Linked DNA regions of Homo sapiens: region 1 is linked to region 2. A link is a contact called in ENCODE Hi-C data. All regions are on one chromosome and are shown on one strand. Each heading gives the region's core, a stretch centred on a gene start or an enhancer-like site at or near the end of the contact. The rest is flanking DNA. Distances are from core to core; before and after follow the strand shown.

Region 1 (4,421 bases), core at 1,244-3,743, 140 kb after region 2:
TTTGGTTTTCTACCAATCAGAAGGGCATTCAGATGCTGGACAGCCAAAGTTGGCATATATCTACTATAGTACCTGTTCCTTAGTAGTTGTTGATACAAGTCCCCTGTGGAATTACCCATTTACTCAGCAAATGTCTTTTGAGCCCTTGCAGTATGCCAGGAACTGTTAGGCTTTTAAAAAGGAACTATAATAGTATTCATGCTGATGGCCAGAGTGAGTGGCGAATAACAACAGAGGAGTTGCATTAAAATGTATTTGTTATGAAATAACGATATATAAACAGAGTATTAGTATTATACTTATCTCTTTCTCTTCCAAATTATATCCATAATCTCTCCCTAAAATGTCAATGAATAGCACATAGTACTGTGTATAGTTAGTAAAAGGTGGAATTTGACCCTCTACATCATTCAGTGTCTCATATAAAATTGAGCTTTAGTTTCCAGGTAGGATGGAGGTATCCATTTATTTAAAGAAAAACATTCTTTTTCATTTAATGAAATTTTTTTAAAAATCAGTGTTCAGCTCAATTTTCCTGTAAATTCTAACTTCCACTACAGCCTTCCTAGCTCGGTTCCCCGAGCTTTTCTTCCTCCTTTTATTTTCCTCTCGTGTCAGTTAAACATGAAATAGCTCTAATTAACTTTAACATAAAGTAAGAAAAGTTACCCAAAATGTCTTTGAGGTTATGAATAAAGAGCCGACATGATGAGCCGAATGTCCTTTATGGTAGCAAAGTTATTTTGTGTGTCAGTTGGATTATTTACACACATCTGTTTCTATGTGATTAGTCATTTTGGCAATAAAAGACTTTAAAGAGGATCCAGAGATTCACATACCTGTTTTCCTATCCCAGGATGAAATGCAAAATCTGAATCATTTGAATTTTTATGATGAAAAGAGTAAAATGTTTAGGAGACTGAAGGGAGACATACTTATTAAGAGCTTTATAATTTCTTACAGGTGCTCAATTATCCTTTTTATTGCCTTCTGATAGGTAGAGCTGGAAGTTTAGCCTCTCTGCTCTAGCTGCTTATGGCAATAATGGACTAACAAAAAACTGAGCAATCAGCCATATGTCTCATGTTTATTTACTTTGTGAAACAAGAGAAGAGGAAAAATCTCTGTTTTCTGATTCTTGGCCTTTGACCATCATACTGTTTGCTTTTCCAGTCAATGGACTCTTTTCTTTTAAAGCCGTCATCTGTGCCGTGTTTCTTAGTGGCTTATATAGCAGTGGTGTGATATGCTGTTTCCAGATAAGTTCAGTGTGTACTGCAGGTAGCTGGAAAGATGTCCTTACTGGGCTGGTCATATTTCAGTTATTAGACTCTCAGGCCTTACCAGGAGAACTTCTAGGAAATAACTCTAGATTCTAGCTGGGTTTCAAAGGACAGTTTAATTTATTTACTGAATACCTACTAAGGACCAAGAGGCACTGGGCTTCAAGCTAGAGATAAAGAGACAAAAACAGTAGTGTCTACTCTCAAGAAGCTAAGCTAGAGATATATTTCCTTTGCTGGGCCCTCTTCATGTTCCCAACCTCTAAAACTTGAGTTACCCCAGGACTTAGTCCTTGGACCTCTTCTCTTCTGTACTCATCCCCCACACACTTTTAGCCAGTCCCGAGGCTTTCAGTGCTTTCTGTATTCTGATAACTGCCAGATGTATACATGCAGCTGTGATCTGCCTCTAAATTCCAGACGGCGCTTTCCAGCTGCCTGCTTGATGCCTCTGCCTGGATGTTTAAACCTAGTGTGTCCAAAACTCAACTTTCGATACCCTCCCTTTTCCCTTACCCTGCCTCCCTCACCCCTAGCCCCCTGTGCCATAGCTACTGCTCTGCCAGTTTTTCTCCTTTTTTCAATTATTCCAGTTGCTCAGGGAAAAAACACTGGAGTCATTCTTGATTTTTTTTCTCCCACACCCCACATCTGGTCTGTTTTTTTTTTCTTTCAGTTCTACTTTCAAAACCTATGTATAGAATCTGACTACTGCTTCCTATCATTTTAGTCCAAATCCTTCATCATATCTTACTTGTGTTATTGTAGTAGCCTACTGACCAGTCTCCCTGAGTCCACCCTTGCTCCCTTAAGGCCCGTGCATCTCATAGCAGCCTGTTTCTAAGAACTCAAGTTGATTTTTAAAAAAACAACAGAGGCTGGGCGCAGTGGCTCATGCCTGTAATCCCACCACTTAGGGAGGCCAAGGTGTGCAGATCATCTGAGGTCGGGAGTTCAAGACCAGCTTGACCAACATGGAGAGACCCTGTCTCTACTAAAAATACAAAAAAAATTACTTAGGCATGGTAGTGCATACCTGTAATCCCAGCTACTCTGGAGGCTGAGGGAGGAGAATCACTTGAACCCGAGAGGCGGAGGTTGCGGTGAGCTGAGATCACACCACTGCACTGCAGCCTGGGTGACAGAGCAAGGCTCCGTCTCAAAAAAAAAAAAAAAACAGACAAAAAACAGAAACTGTCCTTACTGTTCCTGACACACTTCAAGCACACTCCCTCCTCAGGCCTTTGCACTTTGTTCCCTGTTGAGAATGCACCAGGCTACCTGCTTCATTCTCTCCCTCGCTGACACCTTATCCGAGATTCCTTCTCTCCTCACCCAGTCTAAAATAGCACACCTCTGTCTCCTATAATTCTCTTAACCTCCTTTTGTTAATATTTTTCTTGTCACTTATCAACACCTGAGTTACATTTCTTGTATATTGTCAATCTCCCCCCATGGTACTGTAAGCTCTATAGGAGTAGGGACTGTTTCTGTTTTGTACCTTGCCATCTCCCCAGTGCCTAGAGCGGTGCCTGGCAGTATAGCAACTGTTCAGTAAGATGATTGAATATTCGCTTTATACTCTGAGAACACTAAGGAGGACTTAGGTCTGCTGGAAGAGGGTACTTTCCTGGAAAATGATTGAGTTAATCTGGTGACGATGAGGGAAGAATATTCTAGACAGATGTGAGTACATGGGAAGTAAAGGTACAGAGGTATGAAATGTCTTTATGTGCAGTGAACTACAACAATTTGATATGACTAGTGAAAAGTAGTAAGTGGGAGCTGGGCACAGTGGCTCACTCCTGTAATCCCAGCACTTTGGGAGGCCGAGGTGGGTGGATCACTTGAAGTTAGGAGTTCGAGACCTGCCTGGCCAACATGGTGAAACCCCATTTCTACTAAAAATACAAAAAATTAGTCAGGCGTGGTGGTGCATGCCTGTAGTCTCAGCTACTGGAGAGACTGAGGCAGGATAATCACTTGAACCTGGGAGGCAGAGGTTGTAGTGAGCCAAGATTGTGCCGCTGCACTCCAGCCTGGGCGACAAAGCTAGACTGTCTGAAAAAAAAAAAGTAGTTAATAACTGGGAAGTAATGATACATATTATGCTGGGGAGGAAGGTAGGAAACAGGGCAGTCCGTGAAAGACTTTGGTATGCTGTGCTCGGACAGTAGGGCTTATTCTTATAGACAGTGGGAAACCATTGAAAGGTTTCAAGTTGGGAAGTTAAGTGGAGAGATTTTGGTTTGTATATAGAAGAAGAAGCTGAACAAATTTACAAGAAAAAATCAACCCCATCAAAAAGTGGGCAAAAGATATGAACAGACACTTCTCAAAAGAAGACATTTATGCAGCCAAAAGACACATGAAAAAATGCTCATCATCACTGGCCATCAGAGAAATGCAAATCAAAACCACAATGAGATACCATCTCACACCAGTTAGAATGGCGATCATTAAAAAGTCAGGAAACAACAGGTGCTGGAGAGGATGTGGAGAAATAGGAACACTTTTCCATACTTGGTGGGAGTGTAAACTAGTTCAACCATTGTGGAAGACAGTGTGGCGATTCCTCAAGGATCTAGAACTAGAAATACCATTTGACCCAGTGATCCCATTACTGGGTATATACCCAAAGGATTATAAATCATGCTACTATAAAGACACATGCACATGTATGTTTATTGTGGCACTGTTCACGATAGCAAAGACTTGGAACCAATCCAAATGTCCATCAGTGATAGACTGGATTAAGAAAATGTGGCACATATACACCATGGAATACTATGCAGCCATAAAAAAGGATGAGTTCATGTCCTTTGTAGGGACTTGGATGAAGCTGGAAACCATCATTCTTAGCAAACTATCGCAAGGACAGAAAACCAAACAGCGCATGTTCTCACTCATAAGTGGGAATTGAACAATCAGAACACTTGGACACAGGGCAGGGAACATCACACACGGGGGCCTGTTGTGGGATTCGGGGAGGGGGGAGGGATAGCATTAGGAGAAATACCTAATATAAATGACAAGTTAATGGGTGCAGCACACCAACATGGCACATGTTTGCACGTTGTGCACATGTACCCTAGACCTTAAAGTATTTAAAAAAAAAAAAAAGGCAGCAGCTGAGAG
Region 2 (4,398 bases), core at 77-2,576:
CAAGTGGGACACCTCTCAGAAAAAGACCAAATACACCTTTATCACCCAGGAAGAGTGGCCAGAGGTTCAGAACAATGTCTTCAGCTCTCTTCCTCAAAAAATGGCAGGGATTCCTGAGAAAATGCCCTGCTGCCCTTTGCAGTGGTTTCAACGTGTGCACATACTGATAGGAAATGAGAAGGGGCCAGATGCTGTCCACTTTGTGGATCCAATTGGTCACATCACTGCTCACTCCCTGGGGAGGTGGGGCAGTTCAGGGCTGGTCTCTGAGGCAGAGCTGGGGCCTCCATTCTGTCTAGCAGGAGCTGTAGGGGATGGGGTGAAAAAGTGGGAACAGAGAAGGAGCACAGGGAAGGCCTCTAGAAGTTCTCTATGGCTGTGGGCGATGCCCACAGAAGTTGGTGGTACTTTATTTTACCCAACAAAAACAGTCCTAATAACAGGCCCGTGAATCTCACCATTCCTAATTACAGGGCTGACAAGTGGGAGGGAAAATGAAAGGAAGACAGCGCCGTGAGCTGGTGGCACTGTCGGGCTCCTACAACAGCAGAAACCTGTCGCCTGGGCTTGCCCAGGCCAGCTTTACACAGGCCCCCGATCACGCCTGGAACCCATAGCCTCGAAATAAGTGTAGGGCTGGCTAGGCCAGCACAAGCCCTTGCTCATTAGTTCAGGTCTGCAGGTTGGATCCCCATGTGGACCAGTTAGCTTTGCCCGTTGTCAGCGACCCAGAGCTTAACCAGCTGTTTTGGCAGCCAGCAGGGATGGGAGACAGGCAGAAGAGGGTGGACTCACTGGTGAAAATTCAGTGCCCCTTGTCCCATGGCCTATTGGTGACTGTATTGTGGGCCAGAGATTTTTATCAATAAAGGGTGCATTTGGGTTAGAAATGAGCATATCGGCCAGGCGCAGTGGCTCACGCCTGTAATCCCAGTACTTTGGGAGACTGAGGCGGGTGATCACCTGAGGTCGGGAGTTCACGACCAGTCTGGCCAACATGGTGAAACCCCATCTCTACTAAAAATACAAAAAAAATTAGCCAGGTGTGGTGGTGTGCGCCTGTAATCCCAGCTACTCAGGAGGCTGAGGCAGGGGATTTGCTTGACCCCAGGAGGTGGAGGTTTCAGTGAGCCAAGATCGCACCACTGTGCTCCAGCCTGGGCATCAGAGCGAGACTCCATCTCAAAAAAAAAAAAAGAAAGAAAAAAAAGAAAAAGAAAGAAAAGAAATGAGCATATCTTCCTGAAAACTCAGATAGGATTCAATTTCTTTTCTTGATTCGACATGTAAATTGTTGGTCAATCTTCAGAAAGTCAGGTGTGATGGTGGTGGTAGTAGTGATGTGAGGAAGTGAAACTTAGGCCTCTCTGGGCTTTGCCACATACCATAACCTGCCTGGACCTAAGCTCTCAGTTCCCTTTCTCTTTCACACCTCAACTATATAAACACTGACATCTATAATGCATATTAGTTTTTTAATCATGGGATTTCTTTTCACTCCCTTCAATACCTACATTGAATTTTCTGAAACAATAATTTTAAAAAATAAATAAAATTGAAGTGAATCCTTTAAGTTGCAACAAAATAATAAAGGCTGACACTTCTGGAACATTCCCTATGTTTCAGGCACTGTTCTAAGTGCTTTTTGTGTATTCATTAATTTAACCTCCCCAACATACCTACAAAGTATGTAATATTACTAACCCCATTTTCCAGATGAGGAAACTGAGGTACAAAGAGGTTAAGTAACTGGCCTAAGATTATGCAGTTAGTAAGTGGCTGAGCTGGCCCTAGAGGGTGTACCCTTGGTCAAAACATTCTACTACAAAATCGTTCCCTCAGTTGAGAGCCAAGGATAGAGAATAATGTTAACTGAGCTCCTCTTTCTTGGATTTGTCTATTCATTCATTCAATCATGACTTCATTCAACAAATATTTATGTAGTGCCTGGCACATGGCAGGTTCTGGACACTGGAGATGTATGATGACTAAGGCAGACAAAGGTCACTCCTTCCTGAAGATGGCACTCTAGACAATCAACAGGTAAACTGGTAAATAAACAAGACAATTTCAGGTCATGATTTCCGCTGTGAAGAAAATAAAGCAGTATAATGAGCCAGAGTGTCTCGAGGAGAGGGGCCCATTAAGTGGGCAAGTAGGGAAGGCTGCATTGATGGCATGGTGCTTGAGCTGAGGTCAGAACGGTGAGAAGCCAGCTGGGCCATGGCCAGGGCAGAGCATATGTGGAGGGGAAAGAGTAAACTCCAAGACCCCAAGGTGGAAAGTGAACTTGTCATGTTCAGAAATCAGGATGGGGGTTAGCATGACTAGCTAGACTGTGGTGAATGGGCTGCCGTATCACCAACGCCTGGTGGGCCACGGTAAGGAGTTGGGTCTTTATGAACTTGGAAGTCTCTCGGTTCTTTTCCTAGGTCCACATACACCCATGGTCTGAGGATAGCATTGAGAGTCCACAAAACTAGAAAGGAAGAATTGGCCGGGCACAGTGGCTTACACCTGTAATCCCAGCACTTTGGGAGGCCAAGGCAGGCTGATCACTTGAGGTCAGAAGTTCGAGACCAGCCTCGCCAACATGGCAAAACCCCATCTCTACTAAAAATACAGAAATTAGCTGGGTGTGGTGGTGCGTGCCTGTAGTCCCAGGTACTCAGGAGGCTGAGGCAGGAGAACTGCTTGAACCTGAGAGGCGGAGGTTGCAGTGAACCACATCACATCACTGCCCTCCAGCCTAGGTGACAAAGTGAGACTCTGTCTCAAAAAAAAAAAAAAAAAAAAAAAAGAAAGAAAGAAAGAAAGGAAAAATTAACATCTATATATTTTTCTAAGTTCAAACAGAAATGTAATATTTCCTTCAATTATGAATGTGGTCAACAAAGCTTCATGGTATTAACCACACCTGTGACTTTGTCACCAATGGTATTAATTTAGTGTTGCTGTTAGACACACTTCCAGCTCTTGTTATGTAAAGAGGCACAGATACCACTATAGCACAAAAAGTGTACACATATTTTGATAACTGAATTTCTATGTAGTCATTTTAAAATATTTTAAAATAAGAGGTTAACAGGTATCAGCAGACTGTTAAAGAGGTCCATGGCATAAAAAAATATTAAGAAGGCAGGCCAGGCATGGTGGCTCATGCCTGTAATCCTAGCACTTTGGGAGGCCGAGGCAGGCGGATCACCTGAGATCAGGAGTGTGAGAGACCAGCCTGGCCAACGTGGTGAAACCGTGTTTCTACTAAACATACAAAAATTAGCCGGGCATGGTGGTGCACAACTGTAATCCCAGCTACTCGGGAGGCTGAGGCAGGAGAATGGCTGGAACCTGGGAGGTGGAGCTGCAGTGAGCCGAGATCGCACCACTGCACTCCAGCCTGGGAGACAGAGCAAGACTCCGTCTTAAAAAAAAAAAAAAAAAGCTAGAAGGCGACACGGAGAAAAATGGCATCGTCTGCTTTAGCTTTCCCAAAGACCCCTCTGGCTGCAACGGGAAGAGGGGATTGTAAGAAGCAGGACCTCACATGAGCTCTGTTTACACAGGGAGTTGAATTTAACCCTCACCACAATCTTAAGAAGTATACATTATTTTGCCTATTTTAGAGATGAGGAAACTGAAGCTCAGATTTCTGGTAATTGCTCAGCTGGTGAATGGCAGAGTCGGGATTCAAACATGCATCTGCCTGACCCCAAAAAGCAAGAGGATTGAGGATTCGTGGGCCAGTGAATAGAAGCCTGTAACAAGAGGGTCAAGGGTAAATAGTATCTGCTTGGCCTCTTGAGTCAGCTTGGACCTCTGTGCCGCATAATTTCACCTGCAAATGAACTGCCAGCCCCTTCTTTCCTTAGCGCTGGTTCGTTCCTAAAATCTGCCCTCTATAGGCCAATAACACAGCCCTGTGCCGAGCCAACTAAATATTTCATGGGGACTTTAATTTAACTCTAAAGAAATTCATCCAGCCCCGAGAGTAAGCTGTAACCTCGAGAAATAGCACCAGGGAGCACTTGGACCTGCGGATGACATTGCCACTTTCCCAGGAATGCTAATGCTCCACTGGGCCTCTGCCTCTTCAATCATTGCTGTGGATAGGCCTGGCCCAGTGAGCAGGGATGATTTCTACAAACATGGGCTCGCACTGGTTAGCAAAGACGTGTGTGTGTGTGTGTGTGTGTGTGTGTGCGCGCGTGCACGCGTGTATGTGTGTGTGCGCACATGTGTGTGTGTGTGTGTGTCTGTGTGTTGGCACAGGTGAACAATTGGGTGCTATTTACTGTTCCTTTATTCCCTGATCTTTGTTCCTATATCCTGGTTCTGAAAGAAGGGAGAGGTGGTGGGGTTGGCATCCAGTCTCCCCAGTGGACAAGGACACCAAATATT

What was found. Hi-C counts contacts between places; a loop is a spot of excess contacts on that map. Pooled maps may share reads with other maps.
Region 1: a loop to region 2 is called in a pooled map, with 2.5 times the contacts of the local background. The contact joins two enhancer-like sites. A Hi-C loop is called at or near these places in 9 of 37 single-sample maps with no recorded cell type and 5 of 50 pooled maps.

Annotation. Positions count from the first base shown.
Region 1 is chr11:121,066,443-121,070,863 of GRCh38, forward strand. The region is part of intron 7 of TBCEL-TECTA (TBCEL-TECTA readthrough); the gene reads left to right. All of the region lies in intron 8 of TBCEL (tubulin folding cofactor E like), which reads left to right. Among named protein-coding and RNA genes, the nearest start is that of TECTA, 33 kb to the right of the region's middle. RefSeq lists an enhancer at 1,075-1,219 and a cis regulatory region at 1,140-1,153. Within about 2 kb of position 2,494, at least 3 of the 41 ENCODE cell types and tissues checked have a DNase peak (open chromatin) inside an H3K27ac peak, as active enhancers do.
Region 2 is chr11:120,924,790-120,929,187 of GRCh38, forward strand. The region is part of intron 13 of GRIK4 (glutamate ionotropic receptor kainate type subunit 4); the gene reads left to right. Among named protein-coding and RNA genes, the nearest start is that of TBCEL, 97 kb to the right of the region's middle. RefSeq lists a silencer at 1,341-1,440. Within about 2 kb of position 1,327, at least 2 of the 41 ENCODE cell types and tissues checked have a DNase peak (open chromatin) inside an H3K27ac peak, as active enhancers do.